2 separate regions of the Mus musculus genome follow, and region 2 is linked to region 1. The links are chromatin contacts, found by Hi-C or POLR2A ChIA-PET in ENCODE. All regions are on one chromosome and are shown on one strand. The core of a region is the stretch at or near the end of the contact, and the rest is flanking DNA. Distances in the headings are between cores, read along the strand shown. Region 1 holds the start of Rffl (ring finger and FYVE like domain containing protein). Region 2 holds the start of Zfp830 (zinc finger protein 830).

Evidence for each region. A loop is a pair of places that touch in the nucleus more often than their neighbours do. ChIA-PET counts read pairs that join two places held with the same protein, here RNA polymerase II (POLR2A).
Region 2: a map of heart shows a loop between it and region 1 (5-fold over the local background). The contact joins the promoter of Zfp830 here to the promoter of Rffl in region 1. A Hi-C loop is called at or near these places in 9 of 37 maps with a recorded cell type or tissue (CH12F3, T-helper 1 cell, gastrocnemius and 3 more). POLR2A ChIA-PET finds 5 or more read pairs at or near these places in 3 of 5 experiments (Patski and embryonic stem cell).

Annotation. Positions count from the first base shown.
Region 1 is chr11:82,868,500-82,874,154 of GRCm38, forward strand. It overlaps Rffl (ring finger and FYVE like domain containing protein), which reads right to left and starts at 2,711. Exons shown (of 7, transcript NM_001007465.3): 1 at 2,509-2,711. Rad51d (RAD51 paralog D) reads right to left here. Exons shown (of 10, transcript NM_011235.4): 10 at 4,564-5,655.
Region 2 is chr11:82,759,877-82,765,630 of GRCm38, forward strand. Zfp830 (zinc finger protein 830) reads left to right here and starts at 4,469. Exons shown (of 1, transcript NM_025884.4): 1 at 4,469-5,754. The coding sequence starts at 4,496. The coding sequence ends at 5,587. It overlaps Cct6b (chaperonin containing Tcp1, subunit 6b (zeta)), which reads right to left and starts at 4,445. Exons shown (of 14, transcript NM_009839.3): 1 at 4,215-4,445; 2 at 2,312-2,375; 3 at 474-608. The coding sequence starts at 4,351.

The sequences.
Region 1 (5,655 bases), core at 1,461-3,960:
TCTTTCTTTCTTTCTTTCTTTCTTTCTTTCTTTCTTTTTTTAGTTTTTTTTTCTCTGTAGCCCTCGCTGTCCTGGGCTACGGTTGTAGTATGGGCAAAACCCTCAGTTCCACCCCCTCCCACCACCAGCTCCCTACACAGTGCTAAGAACCAGTAGCCTCCACCAAGTACTCAATTCCAACGCAAGCAAAGCAGCCCCTCCCTTGAGACTTCACTAGGAGCAATCTAAACGGTCTAGTCTCATCAAACTGAATGATACTCCAACTCTAAACTCTAGAGACAGACTGTGAGGTGCAGCAGTTAATCTTTCTCTCCTCTCCAAACATAAATATATTACCAGCACAAGTTTGGCGATAAAAGTCCCTAACACCCCATTAAAATAACAGCAGTATTAAAGATTCTATGATAGGAATAAAACCCAGTGTACCTAGCTCCCTCCCCAGCATTCCTTAGGTTTATGTAGATGATGTCAGAAAGTAGCAGGTGTGGCTCACACAGTCCAAAGTGGCTGCATTAAACTTCACAAGTCTCCTGTAATTGGAAAGGAAACCATCTTTTTGTTAATGTTGCTATTTGTTAAACATGTCAATGAAAATCCCTTTACCAGGCATTTCTATTACATGTTACTAAGTACTTAGGTCAATGGGCTTGGTGGATAGAAAGTTTGAAAACACTTAAGCCCTGGGCCTGGTGGCGCAGACCTTTTATCCCAGCACTTGGGAGGCAGAGGCAGGTGGATTTCTGAGTTCGAGGCCAGCCTGGTCTACAAAGTGAGTTCCAGGACAGCCAGGGCTACAGAGAAACACTGTCTCGAAAAAAACCTAAAAAGAAGAAAGAAAGAAAGAAAGAAAGAAAGAAAGAAAGAAAGAAAGAACTTAAGCTTTCTGAGAACAGCTTTCTCTTTTTTTGTTTTTATTTTAGCACTTGGTTAAATTGGTCAATTTGATGGATTTACAACCCTGGATCCCAGTGTAAAGAGTCAGGATCACAGCTAATCAATATAAGAACTTTTTTGTTTTTTGGTTGGATTTTCCAAGACAGGGTTTCTCTATAGCCCTGGCTGTCCTGGAACTCACTCTGTAGACCAGGCTGGCCTCAAAATCAGAAATCCGCCTGCCTCTGCCTCCCAAGTGCTGGGATTAAAGACGTGCGCCACCACTGCCCGGCCTAAGAAGTTTTAATGTACTGGGCTCTGTGATTAAACATTAAGGTGAGTGTGTATCCTCTGTTACATGGACATCTTTGAACACCATCAAGTTATTAATTAGCCCTGACACATCAATCTGCTACTGTCCTCCAATAAACCACAACTTTTTAACTGTACTCTGGAGTCCAGAATTAGCAAATATGAAATTTTACAAACAGTTGCTAACATTAGAAAGAATGGGGGGGGGGGGGAGAGGAGGGAAGGATAAGGAAGCTGCCACAAAGGAAATATACGGCCAGTTTTGGTCTTAGAACTCTACAAACTGCCCAGGACATAGTCCCCTTCCATTCCTAGAAAAATGCCACAGTATTCGAACAGCCTTGCCCACATTTCAGTATACTGAACTGTCAAGGCAAGAACCACCATGCAGCTCTCAAAAGTGGCGACAGGAAGTCTCTCGGTTCTCCAAGCCACCAGCCAAAACATACATAAGGAGGTTACTATTTTCTTGGAAGGCCACACGCATCCTGGGGTGTTTGTTCATGCGTCACTCTAGCCTTTAACCAGGGCACAGAGTGTGAGTTGTGGGTAAAACCCCATTTCCGAGCTAAGAATAATCTTCCCCGTGGTGGACTGAGAGGAATGTGGAAATCTTCCTCGATTACACAACAGCACCCCCCCACCCCCATGACAGCTTTAAAAAAAAAAAGAAAAAAGGAAGAAGTACGCTGCTGTTGTTTTTTTCTACCGGTCTTAAATCGGAGCTCAAACAGACGCCAGGAAAGGCTGTGGACTCCCCTGATCTACCCAGACTTCCCCATGCCCGGTCAAATGTCTCCTGGGCAGCCAGCTGGAGAGGGGCCCTACTTCCCTCTGAGTCTCGGCCAGGACCACACAGTGGCGACCTAACACACGTCGGGGACAGAGGTCGACTCCCAAGAGGCAGACAGCAGACTCTGGCAGGGAGGAGGGAGGAGGGGAGAGCAGCATCCCAAACTTCCCATCTAACCTCCAAACTCCGAATCTCCAGGGTCCTCCTGGTAGAGAGCCAGTGCCGCCAAAGCTCTGCCTCTGTAGACGGTTTTCTGTCCTACAGAAATGCATCCTTCCCCAGGACCTACCGGGTTCTTACGACACTTGGGTACAAGTTGAGGACACACGTCCCGGGTTACGGCGCACACAGACGAAATGCTTTGCGGCACTTTCATGGGACAGGTGTGGGGTGACCTGGCGGTGGGGAGTTCCTGGAAAGGGCTGCCCCACTCCCGGAGCGCAGCTGGATCCTCACACCCCCCGGAGCACAGCCTGAAGCACCGGATCCTCCAGCCCAACCCGCCACAGCCACAGCCACCGCCTCCTCACCTGCCGCGGACGCTGCCGGGCCACACCTGGGACGGCAGAGGCCAGATCCCGACCGCGGCCACTCAGGCAGCGGGGCTGCGGGGTCTGCGGCCGCCGCAACTCCACGCCTGAGGGGCGCCCGGGTGCCCGAACCACATCCTCACGGGCGGCCCCAGGAAGTCCACCCCCACTAACCCAGTCCCCCGCGGCTCGGCGTGGGCCCCGCCCGTCCAGCGTGCGGCCCCGCCCTCCCGGCTTGCGGCCCCGCCCTCCACCCCACCCCCGCGGGAGCGCACGCCCCCGCCACCATAGAGAGGAATCGGGCGCGCGGCGGTCTAGAGTGCAAGCCTCCGCGAGCGCCCTCTGTCGGAGCCCGGCTAGGTGTGGAGTCCCCAGTCTAGGCCGAGCCAACCAATCCCTTATGTGGTGATCTTGAGCAAGTCCCTTAAGATCACTAACTAGCTTTATAGTAAAGTTTGAATATTGAACCCTTGATTTCATGTTTCATCGTACCCGACAGATTTCCAGAACCCCAGACTCATCTAATTTATTAAGTTTCTTGGCGATATTAAAAGCCAATTCAGTGGGGCATCATAACCTGTCTTTTCCTCCTTGGATAAGCTACTTTCATGTTAGGAAGGTGGGGACACAGCTGAGAAAGGTTGCAGTACAATAAAAACGACTGCTAAGAAACCACCCAGCCATCGTTCATCACCCGTGCACCTTTTGGCAGGCACTTAACCTTTCCAATATCTTCCCCATCCCAGAAAGGCCGGTTGGGCCCGCACATTAAATGAGATAATGCACAAAGGCCTTAGTAAAGCATAAAACACCAGGGTAGCATAGGGGATCATTAGCCAGTGATCTAAGAAGATGCCTAGTCACGGAAGTCATATAAATGCTAATTCTTCTGGCTGGTGTCTAGTGACATCATTTTCTTATGCTTCAGGTTCCCATCAAAGACCTCTCAGAGTTTTCCTGAGCAATTTGTATTTTGATTTATTCAATATTTTGGTGCTTGGGATTTTTGTACATACTAGACAAGTGCTCTACCACAGTGCTACCCCTTGTATTTTAAAATAAAGACTATCAGAAGGGAACCAGAGCTAAAATATGTGCATCCGTACCAGACTCACTTTATAAGCCCTTTGCTATTTCCAGTTCTCAGAACACCCCAGCACGCTCTGTACTGTTATATGCTTGTTATCAACAAGGATCTACATTTTAAGTAATTTTCGAGCTTCCACACAGAGAAAAGCAGAACTCAGATGCAAAACTCTTTCTTTCTCCAACCTGGAGTGTACAGGGAGCCCCGCCTTCTAAGGACCCCTGGCACCTGAGTTGGATGTTCGCCCCTTGCCCCTTTCTCCTGCCTGCTTATTTCTGCAGCTTCGCTTTGCTGCAGTTCCCTATGAGCTCCGCTTCTCTCCGGACTTTTTCCTCCACAAAGGTGTATATCATTTTCTCCCTTCCCTTTCTGGTTTCCGTTCCTTTGACGCACCAACATTGTCCATCCTCTGATATTTCTGAAATGGGTCTGAGCGCCGTGCTGGAGACACAGGTTCTTCACCACACTGTCCATCTCTGGATATGAATGATAGCCACAGACATGTAATAGGTCCAAAACAGAAGTGAAAGGAGATCCAGACCTGCGATTTTTGTTGTTGTTGTTGTTAACTCACAACCAGAGTGCCCAGTTCTGAAAAGGAAGTGCACTTACCCCCCACCCCACCCCACCCCACCCCCAGTCGGACGATAATCAGGGCCTGAATTCATGGTATCCAACAGAAATCCTTTTTTCAGGGCCCTCTGGTCCATATTGTGGCTAAATCATCCGACTGCTGCTAAATAATGAGCAGCTTACTGGAGCGAGGCCTCGGACCCACACCCCTCCTTTCTCCACCTTAGGCGTTATCACCATCACAATTTTTCATCTTTATCGTGCCCTTCCGCAGAGGCATTCAATAATGTACCCATTGTGCGAGTAATCTGAAATCCTTTTCGGCGAGCAATAGTATTTAGTAGTAATAAAACACTAATTTGTCTACCAAGTGACATATTTATAGGAGCTGTTTCCTTTGACATATTTTTATTATTTCTACTCATTTGCTAAGTACTTTCCAATACATATTTATAAAGCACACGCCTTTCCCCAAACAGCACTGAAAAAATAAATCACATTATTTCTTTTATTAGTAGCAGCAAGGCTTCTAAGTCCTAGTGCCCTGATTTCTGTTACTTCTGGCAGGCGCCAGAAGAACTAATAGTGATGGAGCACCTACTATGTGCTAGTCTCTCTGTGAAAGGCACTTTGCATAAATCACCTACTTAACTCCCCTGAGATACACATTTTACCAATAAGGAAAATGTAACTCTGTATAACATAGATTTTTACCAGTAAAACAAACACATTATCTTGTCCAAGGGGACTCTGGCAGGAAGAGTGCAGCAAGGTACTAAACCTGGGTCTTTCCTTGATTCCAAAGTCCTAAATCACCAACCATGGGCCACTCTAACATCTCAGGATATGACTCTCCATAAAAATCAGCCAGACATCACGGCACACACACACACACACACACACACACACACACACACACACACACACACACACACACACACGTCAATATGTCAAGCTGTTGACAGCTGGTGAGGGCACACACCTTTAATCTCAGTACTTGGGAGTCAAGAATCCTACTCTTTTACAGAGAGATAGATGATAGGTAGATAGATAGATAAATAGAGGCATTAATGGTGAATGTTGTCTGTCTGTATGTGCGGAGCTGGTGTACTAGATATTAAAACCAGGACCTTAGACATGCTAGACAGTGCTTTACTACCTGACTGATACTATACCTTGCTCTTATTCAAAATAAGGGACTGGAAGGATGGCTCAGCTATTAAGTGCATTTGTTGATCTTGCAGAGTATCTGGGTTTAGTTTGCAGCTACTATATAGTGGCTCCCAAATACCTGTAAGTCTAGTTCCAGGAGATCCAATACTTTCCTCTGGCCTCCATAAGCACCAGGTACACACAGGGTGCACATATCTACATGCAGACAAAACATTCATATACATAAAATAAATAAATCTTTTGAAAGATAAAATGAATAAAACAAGCAATGGAGGAAACGAAGCCAGTTGAGTTGACACAGACCTATAATCCAG
Region 2 (5,754 bases), core at 3,219-5,718, 110 kb before region 1:
TCTTTCAGAGGTCCTGAATTCAATTCCCAGCAACCACATGGTTGCTCACAACCATCTGTAATGGGATCAGATGCCATCTTCTAGTATGTCTGAAGACAGGACAGCAACAGCTACTCACATACATAAAATAAATAAATCTTAAGAAAAGAAAAGAAAAAAGACACAAAGTGAAAACCCTCCAATCATCTTTCCCATTATTTTTAAAGGAACAACATTTTGTTTCAACTTTTATTAGTTACATTTTCTTTTCTAAGCAGGATTCATGGGTACACGGGAGCTTTCTCTTTAACCTTTCTATATATCATTAAATATTTTATATTTTTAAAAGTATATAATTGCAATAAAAGCCATTACTTTGGCAAAAAATAAAAAGCACTTTCCATTTACAACTGCCTAAGGTTATCTTAATTAAAATTAGTTCTCATCCTCTAAAATTAAATTTAAAAAACTTGCTTTGTGTGAATGTTTAATACCTCAGAAATGTAAAGATCAGCTTGCTTTAGCAACTCTCCAATGATCAGGACATTTGAGGTAGTGCCATCCCCTGTGACATGGTCTTGGGCTGCTGCCACTTTTGCAATGATGGAAGCCGTTGGGTGTTGAATTTGCTGGAAAAGGTAAACAGCAAATTTAAAGACAGAAACTATGATGCGGAAAGCCACTGAATCCAAGGCAGCCCAAGGGACAATAGTAAAATTAACAAGCAAACGTCATGCTGCGCACTTACAAGGTCTGCATTATCAACATTTAGTAAATGTCAAATCCAAAGTTTTAAAGTTGAGAATTAATGAGGTTTGAACATTGTATGAAAGTCTTTGCTTCAAAATGCAATGACATTTCCAAGAAGAGATTAAGCCCTTCAATCTCTAAGAGGAATATATTTATGAACACCGTAGAGGACTTTTTCTTTTTGCATGATTACAGAGACTATAATGAAGTGCTCTGGAAAAGATGTTATTAATTTGTAAGTCTCCCTAAGCTATCAGAATCTATAAACATTTGAAAACTGCAAAAATCATTCTGTTGAGGTTTAATCCAACAGCCATATCTCAAGACTGCAGTATTTAGCTGGCAGCCTTAAAAATACAAATTGTGGTCAGGTGGTCTTGGGGAAGGCCTTTAATTAAAAAAAAAAAAAGTTGGGTTAGAGAGACAGCTTAGCCATTAAGAGTATGTTCTGTTCTTCCAGGAAGTGGAGTTTGGTTCCCAGCACCCAGAAGTGGCTCAAAGTCCAGCTCCAGGGAACCTGAAACCCTTTTCTGGCCTCTGCAGGTACCAGCATACATGTAGCATACATTCATAAAGATAGACCCTCATACATATGAAATTTAAAAATCAATAAAATCCTTAAAAATATAAATTGTGGGCTGGAGAGATGGCTCAGCGGCTAAGAGCACTGACTGCTCTTCCAGAGGTCCTGAGTTTATTTCCCAGCAATCACATGGTGGCTCACAACCATGAGATCTGAAGCCCTCTTCTGGTGTGTCTGAAGACAGCAACAGTATACCCACATACATGAAATAAATATATATATATATACATGGATAGATAGATAGATAGATAGATAAATAGATAGATGGGGGAGGGGGGTAAGGTTGAAGGTGTAGCTTAGTGGTAAAGAGCACTTGCCCAGTATATGAGGGTGCATCACTCAATCTCTAGCATTGCAAAAAAAAAATATATATATATATATTTTTCAAGACAAGGTTTCTCTGTGTAGCCCTGGCTGTTCTGGAAGTTGATCTGTAGAACAGGATAGTCCTAAACTCAGAGATCTGCCTGTCTCTGCCTCTGGAGTGCTGGGTTTAAAGGCATATACCATCAAGCCCAGCTAAAAATTTTTTTTCTTTAATTTATGTGCATCGGTGTTTTGCCTGAATGTATGCTTATGTGAGGAACTGGAGTACAGAGTTGTGGCCTCCCATATGGGTTCTGGAAATTGATCCCAAGTTCTCTGGGAAAACAGCTCTTAATCACTAAGTCATCTCTCCGGCCTGCAATAAACAAACAAACAAACGAACTTTCAGAGTGTACCTTCCCCACCCCAATGTTGAACCTAGAGTCCTGCACATGCTGGGGAAGTGCTCTATCCCTGAGCTGCATTCCCAGCCCATGTGCCATGTTCTTAATTAAAGCTTATACAATTTATCATAGCCAGCAGCAGCTCGGCACTGCATCTAATACCTGAATCCAACACTCAGGAAGCTGAGGCAGGCAAGAAGGGGAGAGGAAATTGTGAATTTGCGGCCAGCCAGGGCTACATAGGCAGCTCCTGTCTGAGAAAAGAAAATGACAAAGAGCATTGGCTCACCATCTCATGAAGCAGTACATTGCCGTCTTTGGTGAGTTTGATGTCACCTGCCCCAGAAACAAGCCTGTAAAAAGGACAATGGTGCTTAACTACACAAGCCAAGAATCAACAAACCCTCCCGAGTTCTTGCCATTTATGGTCCTAAAAACAGTTGACTGGGCTTGGAAACGCTACACTGAGCCACGTGGTGACATGTGGTAGTGACTGCCACTTGCGTCTCATGGGATTAGTTCTCCCGGATGACCTTACAGTAATTTCATTCCAAACAGAGCATTTATGGTTTAAACACGAGCTGATGAGTTATACATGTTGGCTAATGAAAAGTATAAAACAGGGCTGGAGAGATGGCTCAGAGGTTAAGAGCACTGGCTGCTCTTCCATAGGACCTGAGTTCAATTGCTAGCAACCACATGGTGGCTCACAACCATCTATAATGAGATCTGGTGCCCTCTTCTGGCATGCAGGCATACATGCAAGTAGAACATTGTATACATGATAAAAATAAATATTTTTTTAAAAGTATGAAACAGAGTACAAATCTACAAATTTCTGTAGGTTTTTATCTTGGTGAATGTCATGATTCAGCCACTGAATTTAGTTGTCTAGTGCCTTGCATTTATTAAATCACCAAGCTTAGTCAATTCTACAATTAAAATGCCTTTGGACATCTCTCTCCAATTTAATTGTTATCCTTCCTAGACTGCTTAGACAGCATCTTGTCTCCTAATTTGAATCAACCCTCCATGCTACATCTTTCTAAAAGGCAATGGGATTCAGTTTCCTGATCACCAATCCTTCAAAGATGTTACATTCTCTACCATCTTCAAGATAAAAATCCAGGTAATTTATCAGTAACATACTTGGCCTTTTCCAAACTCTCCTGTTCCATCCACCATTATTCCCACAGTAGGTCTTTCTGTTCCCTTAATGCATTATAATGTTTATTTCTGGTGGATTTACACCACTAGGAGGTCTTGATTCCTGTCACTCATTCTTCTACAACTCTGATCAAACATCCCCTGATATCTGAGAGGATTTTCCTTCAATCATCGGTAATTGGGCCCTTTCCTCTGTAAAATCATTTGCATCTCTATATAATTGACATACCTGTCACTGCCATGTCACTTTAAGGATACCATCTCAAAGGCTAGAGAGATGGCTCAGCAGTTAAAAAGCACTTATTGTTTTTGAAGAGGATCTGAGCTTGGTCTCCAGCACCCATATCAAATGGCTTACAACTGCCTATAACTCGAGTTCTAGGGATCTGTCACCCTCTGACCTCTGGGGGCATCTGCTCACACCTGATGCACATAAACTCAGACAGATGTGCACACGTAAATATAAATCAGGTTTTTAAAGGAAAGGACAGAAACTATCCCATCTGTTTTTCCAGCATCTAGTGTTAAGTGGACTCGTTTACTATAAACGCTACTTTGCTCATTCCTCTCAGGGTGTCTCTTTCCCAAGAGACCTTTTGATCTCCCCTACTCTTCTTTCTTCGTAAAACAATGGTGCTAAATAAACATATGTCCAAATGGATGACTAAACATGAAGAACTGTAGGTGCGGAGAGTCCCAACTGCTGGAAGATAATGGAACTTGAATTTGAACCTATGCCTGCCTAGCTCCAAAGCCAGTACCACTCCACCACGTCAAAACAATACTGCCTGCGGCGGAGCTGCAGCCCAACGTCTGCTGAGCGCGCGCACAAGGCTAACAGTTTCTATTGACGGAGTCTTTTCTTCGGGGAGGCGCTCTCTTCCTCGGCTAGAGAATCCTAAGAGCAGGAGTGAGAGAGAGGAAACCGGGTGTCTAAATGTCGCAGCATTGCTCACAGGTTTTCACTGATCAGCATCAGAATCAGAGTGAGCCGCGACACCCCGCACACTCTAGCGGCATCTCACATTTTTAGCGCGCCCTTAGGACCCAAGGTGGGACGCAGCACATCCTGCAGCCCACGGGCGGCGCAGATGTTCACAGCCAAGGCCGCTTGGCTCCGGGTCACTTCAGCGCCAGGGTTAGCGATTTTGATCGCAGCCATGGTTCAACAGTCCAGCCCCAAACTTGCCGACTCCGAACCCTGGCGCCACGCCCACACTCCTGAGTGTGGGCCAATCGGCGCCATAACAGGAAGTGACGCTATCACGCCTCGGAAGCTAGACTCGCCTGAGTCCTGGGCGCAAACATGGCGTCCTCCACCTCTACTCGGACTCCGGCTGGGAAGCGAGTGGTGAATCAGGAAGAACTGAGGCGCTTGATGAGGGAGAAGCAGCGCCTGAGCACCAACCGGAAGAGGATCGAATCTCCATTCGCCAAGTACAACCGTCTGGGGCAGCTGAGCTGCGCACTGTGTAACACCCCGGTCAAGAGCGAGCTCCTGTGGCAGACCCATGTTCTGGGAAAGCAGCACCGGGAGAGAGTAGCGGAGCTGAAAGGCGCCAAAGGAGCAACCCAGGGCCCGTCGACCGGCACTGTACCTCAGGCCACCAAGAGGAGAGCGACGGATGTGGAGAGCCAAGACGCCAAGAAAGCCAAGGCCTCCGCGGGACCTCAGGTACAGCCCTCCACCTCAGCCTCGTCCGCCAACTTGGATGCCGCTAGGGCGGCCCCCAGTAAACCTGGACTCGGTTTACTGCCTGATTATGACGATGAGGAAGAGGAGGAAGAAGAGGGAGGTGGAGAAGAAAGAAGGGACAGCAGCAAGCATCTTCCGGATGCACAGGGCAAAGAACACTCGCTTGCCTCTCCGAGGGAGACAACAAGCAATGTGCTGCCAAACGATCCGTTTAATACAAATCCTCCCAAGGCCCCCTTAGTTCCTCATTCAGGGTCCATTGAGAAAGCAGAAATACATGAAAAAGTGGTGGAAAGAAGAGAGAACACCGCCGAAGCATTACCAGAAGGGTTCTTCGACGACCCTGAGGTAGATGCAAAGGTCCGGAAGGTGGATGCCCCAAAGGATCAGATGGACAAAGAGTGGGACGAGTTTCAAAAGGCTATGAGGCAAGTCAACACTATCTCTGAAGCGATCGTTGCTGAAGAGGATGAGGAGGGACGGTTGGACCGGCAGATTGGAGAGATTGATGAGCAGATAGAATGTTACCGCCGAGTGGAAAAGCTGCGGAATCGCCAGGATGAAATAAAAAACAAACTTAAAGAGGTTTTGACCATAAAAGAACTTCAGAAAAAGGAAGAGGAGAATGTGGACAGTGACGACGAAGGAGAATTACAGGATTTGCTGTCTCAGGACTGGAGGGTAAAGGGGGCTTTGCTGTAAGGTTTTGAAGACCCAAGCTTTCCATCAGTCCCCGCTGTCCCTTAAAAAGTGCTGTGTCCAAGTTCTTGGGTTCCTCTGACCTTGGATACCCCTAATTGTTGGGATAAAGTAAGCCAGTGAGGAGTAATACTTTGGGGATGGTACTGTGTGCGGTGCTATTTATTATA